2 separate regions of the Homo sapiens genome follow, and region 1 is linked to region 2. The links are chromatin contacts, found by Hi-C or POLR2A ChIA-PET in ENCODE. All regions are on one chromosome and are shown on one strand. Each heading gives the region's core, a stretch centred on a gene start or an enhancer-like site at or near the end of the contact. The rest is flanking DNA. Distances are from core to core; before and after follow the strand shown. Region 1 overlaps SLCO3A1 (solute carrier organic anion transporter family member 3A1). Region 2 overlaps SLCO3A1 (solute carrier organic anion transporter family member 3A1).

Region 1 (5,334 bases), core at 338-2,837, 43 kb before region 2:
TGACTGGGGATGTCAGAAAAATCCAGCAGCTGGCAGGAGACAGAATTATACTTTGTAAACAAGGGATAGAGATGCGGGGCTGGCCAGCCCTCACCTTGCACGCTGCCATCCAACAGAGCCCACCGCAGCCACTGAAAACACTGCCCGCCACGTAATAAACAACTTGCCACTCAGATGATTCTTAACCCCCACGCACAAGTGGTTTCCATCCTTCCAGTATAAAACATCAGAAACTCTGACCGTGAAAAATAACTTTTCAAAACACAAATACCTTATTTCTCTCTACATACCCAATTCCCATGCATACTTCCATTATTGAAAAAATTACCGGAAGTCACCAACTTCGAATGATGCCAAATGCTGGCAAAGCCATCACCTCTCCTTTTGAGCTGCAACAGGACAATGACCAGGACATCATTCTGATTCTTCAAAGCTGGAGTTTCCAATGTGTAGACCCCAAGTATACCTTGGTGGCTAATATCAGAAAGCCCAAAGTCCACATACGCACTCAAAAAGAAGAGATAAACATACAACTCCTCCCGATCATGTTTTCCCACTGAAGCGGTGTTAGTGGTCTAGCCCCGTGGAGCTCAAATTCGGCCGCTCACAAGAATCACCTGGGAACTTTTAAAAACGTCTCAATGCCCAGGTTGCACCCCCAGGCATGAGTATTTTTCAAGAACACTAGGTGTGCAGCCAAGTCTGAGAACCAGTACTCTGGCAAAATCAAAGTCCACCAGGCCACCTTTTATCCATGGTCAACACACCCTGGTCTCTTGCTAATACGGCTGGGGCAGCTCCTACCTATATAGAGCGAGGAGTCCTTCCTCCGCACGTGGTCGTCGATGTAGGAGACGCCCAGGGGCTGCACAGGGGTAGCACCGATGCCCAGGAGCACCTGGGCCCCAATGAGCAGCAAGTACATCATGTTGGTAGCCGTCCGGTTGCGGCAGATGAGGTCGGGGTCGGGCCCCTCGTCGCCGCCCGAGCCGTTGGCTGCGCAGACGTCGCGGCCCTCGGCGCCCCAGCGGATCTCGCCCGCCTCGTACTTGTACTGGTGGGTCAGGAACTCGGGCAGCGCCGACAGCAGCGCGCCCAGCGCCATGACGATGCCGCCGCAGCCGATCAGGCGCGGCCGGTGCCCGCGTGCCCCGAAGTAGCTCACGAAGAGGATGAGCGCCAGGTTCCCGATCTCGAAGCTGCTAGCGATCACACCCACGTCAGCGCTCTGCAGGTTGAACCTACGCTCCAGGGTGGTCAGGACGCTCACCTGAGGGGGGCAAGAAGAAAGGTCAGAGCCAATCCAAGAAGATGCCCAGGAAGCCTCTCCTTCCCGCCTGACAGTGCGCTCTGCCCATCCCCCCCGGGACCCTCCCACCTGGCCTCCGGTGCCAGGTGCAAAAAGGCAGCTGTGTAAATGCCTTTTAACCTGACGAATCAGAAAGACGTTTATTTAGTATCATAACCCTAATTCAGTTAACGAATTCACTTTCCCAGTAGCAACAATGTTTTTTCTGGCACCTGTTTCCATCCTGAAAGCTTCTACCCTCTTCCGGAAACACTGCATTCCCCACCCCCACAGACCTCCACCACAGACAGCCCATGAAAACCTATAAAAGTCCTGAAGTGCGCGGTTTGCACACACTCCCAAATATATACTAGGGATAAAGTCCATGCCAGGAAGACAGAGGAGCCAGGAGATTTTCCGCAGGAGGTTAGCAAAGCCTATCCCCCACCTCAAAATAAAAACAAACTTAACAAAACCCAAGTGGCAAAATGCACAAGCTAAATCAGCCCAGCGGGGTAATCATTTGCTCTTTGCTTCCGTCTGGAAATTTCCAGTGTACATTTCCCCAGAGGCCATCAGGTAAATACACCCCTGACTGTTCTAAGCACTATGACCCTGCCAAGTACCCTCCAACTGAATATTATGATTTCCCCCGTTTTTTTGTATTCTTGTCTGCCCTATGTTTGTTAAACATATACCGAACATCTGCTGCTTGCCAGGCAATGCCCTAGACACAAGAGAAAAGTGATGGAGAGAGGACATCTGGCCTGAAGAAGCCATCTAGCAAGAAGGTAAACATGTACCTAAGAATAACACAAAGGGACTGGAGGTGAGATGTGTGATGCAGACCTCACACCAAGGGGGCCATGAGGAGATGCATTCTTACAGGGCTTCTTAAAGTGGTAAGAAAATGAGATGGCTACCCTCTGCTGCTGTGTGCAAATTCCACGCAGGGTGCTGTGAGCAAGACAAGAGTCCTTGTCATGGGAGATCTGACAGCTGAATGATGTCCTCGCTGAGTAGGGAAGAACATTTCAGGCAAAAGGAACAGCATGAGCCAAAGATAGGTGGCATGATTTCATCATGGAAGAGAAAATAGCTGGGGCCGGGAGCAGTGGCTCACACCTGTAATCCCAACACTTTGGGAGGCCGAGGTGGGCAGGTCACTTGAGGCCAGGAGTTCGAGACCAGCCTGGCCAACATGGCAAAACCCCTTCTCTACTAAAAATACACAATTTAGCGAGGCGTGGTGGTGCATACCTATAATCCCAGCTACTCAGGGAAGGCTGAGGCAGGAGAATTGCTTGAACCCTGGAGGCGGCGGTTGCAGTGAGCTGAGATCACACCACTGCACTCCAGTTTGGGCAACAGAGCGAGACCTTGCTTCCAAAAAAAAAAAAAAAAAAAGGAAGAAAATAGTTGGAAAGGTGGGGTGAGGACAAATTGTAAGGAGCCACAAATGCCACAGGGGTGAATTTAGACAATCCCGAGCAATTAGGTAGACACAATACAGATCATGGAGGGAAGAAAACCTGGTTTGAACCCCTGTTATTATTTCCTTAGCTCTGTGTCCTCAGTCATGTTACTCAAACTCTCCCAGCCTGGATTCTACAAAACAGGAATCATAATATCTAATCAGCAGGAGGGATGTGAAGATTAAAAATAATGGATGAAAAGTCTGTTAGCACAGAGCAGCCTCTCCCTTCCTACATGGCAGGAGTGCATGGAGAGAGGCAGCAAAACAGAGGCTCTAGGGCCAGACCACCTGGGTCCATCCTGACTCTGGCTGACCTTGACCAAGTTACTTTGCGCGTTAGTTTCCCCATCTGTAAAAGGGGGATAAGAGTGCTACCTCATAGAGCTGGTGTCAAGAGTCAACAACACATACATGTAAATGCTAGGGAAGGGTCAGCTATAACCATTATCATTATCATTTATCTGTGAACACCGGAGAACAGCAAAGGTTTAATAGTGTAGGGGTCACACCAGGTGTGGTGAATGGAGGGTGGAAGAAGGCCAGCAGTGAAGACAGCTGGGCCATATTGAGAGAGGGGAGAAGAAAAGGCCACGTCAACACACTGGCAATGGAAATGAACAGGAAAAGATGTAAGAAGCATTTTAGGGCAGAGTTCTATTTCAGGGAGAATGAGCTGGATCTGCTGACCAACCGGGTGTGTCTACTAAGGAAAGGTCAAAAAGGAGAGTCATATGGATCTAACCTTCCTCCAAATCTACAAATATGGACACTGTTGTAAACGTCCATGCATCTACAACCTCTGCAGTGTCCAGATACGTGTATCTATGCACATATAAACATACGCCTGTGCTAATTAGCATGCTTCTATTCAATTTCCCGTTACTAAAAAAACAAACCAAAAAAATGCTATAGCCAGGTGATTCCTCTTAGCCTCATTTTCAAACCCACATATTTAAACAAACTCCTTGAGCCTAGTGGTTCTCAATCCTACCTGCAGATTGGAGGCACTCGGGGAGCACTAAAAATTTGAGAGGCCTGGTCCCACCTGGGAGGTTCTGACTGAACTGGTCTGGGGAGTGGCCTGGGGGCCCTAGGACGCTTTCAAAGCTCCCAGGTGATTCTAATGGCAGTGAGCAGCGCGGGGCTAAGGCCATGACACCCATTATTGGGGGTCTCTCTTTCAGCCCTGGCCTTCGGCAAGCTCTGCAGAGCAGGGTTATGACATCTGTGACACCCTCTATCTCTGGCATTCTGATCCCAACTCCTATTTCTATTGTGCTTTCTAGACAAGTCAAGGCCAGCTTGCAGATCACTCAGCCCTAGTTATGTGATTAGACTGTTACTTTTAAAACACCAGGTGTTTGCCGCTGTTCAGAAACGAAGTTTAGCTAGTCCTGGCATCATTCAAATGGCTTTTAAATACTGCCAAAGAAGTTCTGTCTGAAGGGTCTGGGCAAGTAAAAACAAATTCATTTATTTACTACTTTCCTTCGCAACACAAACAAACATACATACATGATGGAATAAATGATTTACCAGAGGTTTATAATAGGTGATGCAATGTGGCAACAAAAAGGAAGGCAGCCTAAAGACCTGGGAGGTAGGGGGCTTTGGGGAGCCTCGCCCAGGCCTTTGTGTGAGTCTTGAGAGGTCCAAAGGGGACTGGATGCAGAAGTGGAAAAGAACATGTCTGGGTGGGGTCCCCTAGAAAGTCACCCCCGGAGAGGTGGCTGAAGCAGTCTGGTAGGTCTTCAGCTTTAGGACCCACCATGAGGCTGGAGGGTAACAAAGTAGGGGGAAGGGAGAGAACAGAAGCTGTATCTCATTTTTGCCATGATGCCTCATGACATACACACAAGACAACAAATCTGAAACATGACAACTGCTCCATTTCAGCAGGTGTGCTGTGTCATAAAATATCATGCAGGTGTGCACATTGATGACAGATAAGGGTGATTGGGACAGAGACAGCTGTGGGCAAAACAAAAAATAATCAGTTCTTTTAGAGACAGATAACGCCCGTGCCTGCAGCTCTTGTCCTGGCTCCCACCTGCTCTTTGCAGAGCAACGCACAGGGGTGACAGGAAGTAGTACGGTCTTTCCCTCCTTGACCTGTGGCCTTCTGCTGGGCTGCAATGCCAGTCTGGGAAGTCATGCAAAGATTCTGAAATGATGCTTTGTGGATCAATTAGATCAGAGGCTAATGTTTTCACTCATTTAAAACACAATTTTGAGAAGACAGACTAAGTATGCATGAGGCCATAAAACCCACTTGTAGCCTTTATGTGGCAGTGAACAACCCAGCCTGAGGAAGAGCATGTGGAAGGGAATGACTGCCTTTACTTAATGGGTAACAGGACTAATGGAGAAGGTCTTGATAATTAGAGAAGAAGGAGCCATAACTGCAAGAGGAAAAGGAAAGAGGAAGCGTCCTTATCCTGAACCAAGTGTATATGAAGTTATTATGTAAAGTATGCAGTATGTATCAGGCTTCTACAATGATTATTCAAAAAAAAAAAATCAGCTTGCATTTCAGAATGTCCTGGGGCAATTGTTAAAAATATAGATG
Region 2 (5,238 bases), core at 444-2,943:
GTGATAGTTGCACAACGTTGTGAATATACTTAATGTAGGAGTCCCCGCTTATCCAGAGTTTCACTTCCAAGTTTTCAGTTACCTGAGGTCAACTACAGTCAGAAAATAGTGAGCAACAGTAAGATGTATTGAGAGAGACCACATTCACATAACTTTTATTACAGCATATTGTTATAATTATGTTGAATTATTATTGTTGTTAATCTTACTGTGCCTAATTTATAAATTAAACTTTATCATAGGTATATACATATAGGAAAAACCATATCATATATAGCATTTAGTACTATCCAAGGTTCCAGGCATCCATATCAGGGGTCTTGGAACATATCCCCCAAGAGCAAGGGGGACTACTACACCACTGAGTTCACTGTACACTTCAAAATGATTAAGATGGTAAATTTTATGTGTAATTTTCCACAATAAAGAAAAAAAACAAAGGAAATGACACAAAATCATAGAACAAATGAAATGTATGATCTTGAATTGGTTTGTGGCTGTTTATAAACAAATAAATAGTTCCAGAGAAAGCTAGGTATAGAGCTAGAAATGGCAATTGCGATAGAGATATTTTGGGAACATTTTGGAGAAATCTGATATGTAGGAAGTATTAATTGAAATTAGGGACTACTTAATTTTGTTAGGAGTGATAGTAGGGTTGCAGTTTTATAGGGAAATGACCATAGTTTATGAAGAGGTATACTGAAGTATTTAGGTGTGAAGTGTCATCATTTCTATAATTTACTTTAAAATGGTCCTGAAATAAAGTATGTATGTATGTATGTGTGTGTGTGTGTGTGTGTGTGTGTGTGTGTGTATGAATGTAGCTGTATATATGAAGCAAATGTGTCAAATCTTAACAACTAGTCAGTCCTAGGTGGTGAGTACATGGGTGTCCACTGTACTATAATTTCTACTTTTTTGTTTCGTCATAATAGAATTAAAAACAAAAGTGGGGCAAAATTGCCCCACAGATGTCCCAGGGTTGCTGTCAGTCTGAAATGACATAATCCCACAACACTGAAACTGGCTGAACACTCCACACATGTAAGATGGCATGGTACTCACTTTTGTTTTCGAGGAGAAAACTGACACCCACAGTAAATAGATGGCTCTCCCATCAGCATCTTTTGGCAAACATCAACATGTTACTCAGCGCTGTGGAATACTTTTTGAATAAGGTAAATGTAATTTTGCACTAAAATTTTGAAAAATGATCGCTTGTTGAACAAGTAAACACTAATTAGAGTGTCTGTTCACACTGACACAGAACACTCTGTAATTTTGTGGGAATTGTTATGGCAGAAATATTACATAATGGCCCATGTGTTTGAGTGGCTGGCTGTTCAAATCAGGAACGCAGGTGAGTGCTGAGCACGCAGGTAGCTGCATGCCAGGAGCAGGGGCCCTGTGACCAGCCCTGGAATGTATAACAGGTCTTTTTCAGAGCACTCTTGTCACTTACAGACGCCACCATGCCCTAAAGGGGAGGAAGGGAACAGAGAACAGATTCTCTGGCCCTGGTGAAGTTATTCTCTGGTCCCAGTAAAGTCATGTTCAATGTTCATTACCTTTTCCCTCAGTTTAAAAGAGAGAGTGAGAACAGTGTTCTCTCACAGGTGGTAACATGTTAAAATAATATCAACACACTCAAGACACTGAAGCATTCAGCTGCGAATTTTTTCAAGGCGTGGTGTGATCAAAGAGAAGGGAATTTAGAGCTGGAACCAAGAGACTCAAGATCAAACACTAGCTGTGCCAACTTGGGCTTGGGCACGTTCTTTCTTTCTTCTTTTTTCTTTTCTTTTTTTTTTTGAGACGGAGTCTCATTTTGTTGCCCTGGCTGGAGTGCGGTGGCATGGTCTCGGCTCACTGCAACCTATCCGCCTCCCGGGTTCAAGTGATTCTCCTACCTCAGCCCGCCGAGTAGCTGGGATTACAGGCAACTGCCACCATGCCCGGCTATTTTTTTGTATTTTTAGTAGAGAAGGGGTTTCACCACGTTGGCCAGGCTGGTCTCGAACTCCTGACCTCGTGATCTGCCCGCACTGGCTTCCCAAAGTGCTGGGATTACAGGCGTGAGCCACCGTGCCCATCCAGCACATTCTTTAACTTCTAGAAGTGAGCCCTATTTCCTTATACGGAAAAGAGAAATAATGACATCTACTGCATGGGATTTGTGTGAGAGTTCGATCAGACTGCTTGTGTCCTCCCGGGCACACACCACATCCTCGACGAAGGCAATTCCCCTTTCCACAGAGGATTTGACTCCCCACATCTTTTGTGACCAATCCCTTGAACTCATCATCCCATTTTGTAATTCTGAAAAGCAAAACAATGAAAAGAAATGAGCAACCAGAATTTGTATCAGCAAAACAAAACCATAAGCAACCTACCATACAGAAATAGGGAAATGGAATACAATGGAATATTACACAATCTTTTCAAATGTTGCTAGACATTTCCCAGTTAAAATGGTAGAATTAAACCTCTGTATAAAATCTCACTCTTCCTAAATTTGAATTAAAAAAAAATTAAACCTGAAATAAAACACTTATCAGCCAAAAAAAAAAAAAAAAAAAACCAAAAAAAAACAAAATGAGCACACCCCAGTGTCATAAAGTCAAAAGGTGCCTGGGAAATAAAATAAAGGAAAAAGAATCCAGTGTGGCAAGGCTCAGAGCCCTGAGTCAAACACCCTCAGGAAGACAAAACAGTGAATAAATAAACATTCTGAGAGTTTTCATCAATATCACCACATCTAGAAAAAAACACCTGAGTAGTTATCCCTATATTCTCTTCTTCTGACTAGGGAAGAGAGAAAACATCTGCTGGGGAGAAAAGGATGAGATGATGCATAAACCGTGGTGTTGATCATCTCTGCTGCAAGGAATGAAGACTCTGGGAGTCCAACGTGAAACCCAAGGCTGACCCGAGGCCACAGAATACTGCCAGAGGGTGTGCAGTGTGTGCCCCCCACACAGGAAGACCGAACCCACTTAAAAGGGCCTTCAAAAGATCCCACAAGTGAAAGCTGCCAAGACCACATCTAGCCAAGCCTACTCAGCACCCAGCATACGACCTGCTACAGCTCAACTGGCCCAAGACATTTCATAAGTCTTCAGGCTACAGAAAGCATGAACAGAAACAAAAAACCAGCCTTCAAACTTCAGCTTGGTAGCAAGAAGAAAAAAGATAGCCTTCAAATAAATAAATCAAAGAAAGATATAGCCTGATTTACTTCAGCAAGAATAAAATGAAAAACCACAAGGCATGGTTATCTTTAAACACAGACTCCTGGAAAGGCAAGAAAGCAACAGTAGGTGTCAAAGACAAAGAACTCAAAATAAAAGAAAACGTAACTCAGCCAGAGAAAGATACCCCCCAAAAGATCTTTGAGCCATAGAACTTAATAAGAATATGAGTTCAATACATCAAGAACCCAAAGACAACATCTAAAAAAGGGAAAAAAAAAAGATTGTAGATCTAAAGAAATACGTTGAAAACTAAAGCCAACCCTAGAAAATAAAGATATGAAACAGAATCTACACAGGACTAAAGAAAGATGGTTTAAAATCAATTTTCTGACTAGAGGAAAGCTAAAAATAAACATGGTGAATGCAGATAAAAAAAAGGGATTCAAGTAATCGAAGCAAAACAGACAACTATGGAGTTCAAAGACAATGTAACATACAGACAATTGGTGCCTTACAGCAGAGAATTCACTGCATAGAACCCAGTGTTTGAAGAGATAATACAAAGAAATTCTCCCAAAACTAATAAAGAATTGCATCTGTTGATTGAAAATACACATCCAGTTCCAAAAACTATGACACACATCACACAGCAGTAATATACATCAGAATTAAATTATCTGTCAAATATTAAGAAAAGATTCCTCATATATCTAACCTATAGGCAATAATAAATTATCTCTAAGGGAGGAAAAATAAGGCTGGCCTTGGACACTTCTACAGCAACATTTAGTAGCAAAAGATAGTTACTTCTTTCCAGTTTTACTGAAGTCTTCTGTTAAGTTTCAGTGAAATTAAACTTACTGCTATTTTTAGAACATACATTTTATAAGTATATCTACTCAGCCAGTCATTTTTCCATGTATAAGAATAGAAAGAACTCTAAAATGATATATTCCTAATAATAACAAGAAATTCTTCTTCCCTTTCCCCAGAATTCATACCTTGATATAGACTAGACGAACGTCCACCTTCTGGAAATTAACAGAGAAAAAGCATCTGCTCTTCTAACTTCCCCACTCAATCCTCCCCAAAGGGAAGGATTGGCAACTTACTCGATTCACAGAATTGCAAGCAGGAAGCTGGCAAGCTTGCCCTGACCCCCTTCTCCCCCAATTCTGTGAACAGCCCTCAGGATGCACATATTCTCTGCTCCTCCAGGAGGTAAGCTTACCTGAGCAGGTGAGCATCTGCAGGGACAAAGCCTGCAGTTCTGCCTTGGAAGAGTTTTATTCTGAGAACAAAGTAGTGAAAAGAAGCCTGAATCTGGACACAAACAGAGTTTTCCAATCCAAACTGCAGTTTTTTCCACACAACCCCCAAGATGATGTTTTAAACCCCTGTGGCTGGCTGGGGTGTCTACTTCCCAAATGATCCTTTCTTTGTTGTTGTTGTTGAAATAGTGTCTCACTCTGTCACTCAGGCTGGAGTGCAGTGGCACTATTACGGCTCACTGCAGCCTCAATCTCCTGGTCTCAAGTGATCCTCCCACCTCAGTCTCCCAAATATCTGGGAGACTGGGTGGTGGCATGCAGCACCACACCCAGCTAATTTTTTAATTTTTTTTTTTTTCCTTTGAGACAGAGACTGGAGTGCAGTGGCGCCATCTTGGCTCATTGCAACCTCTGCCTCCTGGGTTCAAGCAATTTTCCTGCCTCAGCCTCCTGAGTAGCTGGGATTACAGGCATGTGCCACCATGCCTGGCTAATTTTTTTATTTTTAGTACAGACAGGGTTTCACCATGTTGGCCAGGCTGTTCTCAAACTCCTGACATCAACTGATCCACCCACCTCGGCCTCCCAAAGTGCTGGGATTACAGACATAAGCCACCATGCTCAGCTAATTTTTAAATTTTTTGTAGAGACAGGGTCTCCCTATGTTGCCCAGGCTGGTCTCAAACTCCTGAGCTCAAGTGATCCTCCCACTTCAGCCTTCCAAAGTACTGGGATTACAGGCACGAGCTACCATGCCCGGCTCCCAGTGG

The links. Hi-C counts contacts between places; a loop is a spot of excess contacts on that map. ChIA-PET counts read pairs that join two places held with the same protein, here RNA polymerase II (POLR2A). Pooled maps may share reads with other maps.
Region 1: a loop to region 2 is called in a map of posterior vena cava, with 9 times the contacts of the local background. The contact joins two enhancer-like sites. A Hi-C loop is called at or near these places in 23 of 168 maps with a recorded cell type or tissue (CD14-positive monocyte, IMR-90, OCI-LY7 and 10 more) and 16 of 50 pooled maps. POLR2A ChIA-PET finds 5 or more read pairs at or near these places in 6 of 52 experiments (AG04450, MCF 10A, PC-9 and 3 more).

The regions. Positions count from the first base shown.
Region 1 is chr15:91,911,929-91,917,262 of GRCh38, reverse strand. It overlaps SLCO3A1 (solute carrier organic anion transporter family member 3A1), which reads right to left. Exons shown (of 10, transcript NM_013272.4): 2 at 805-1,270. Among named protein-coding and RNA genes, the nearest start is that of SLCO3A1, 61 kb to the right of the region's middle. Within about 2 kb of position 1,587, at least 2 of the 41 ENCODE cell types and tissues checked have a DNase peak (open chromatin) inside an H3K27ac peak, as active enhancers do.
Region 2 is chr15:91,869,111-91,874,348 of GRCh38, reverse strand. All of the region lies in intron 1 of SLCO3A1 (solute carrier organic anion transporter family member 3A1), which reads right to left. Among named protein-coding and RNA genes, the nearest start is that of SLCO3A1, 18 kb to the right of the region's middle. Within about 2 kb of position 1,693, at least 8 of the 41 ENCODE cell types and tissues checked have a DNase peak (open chromatin) inside an H3K27ac peak, as active enhancers do.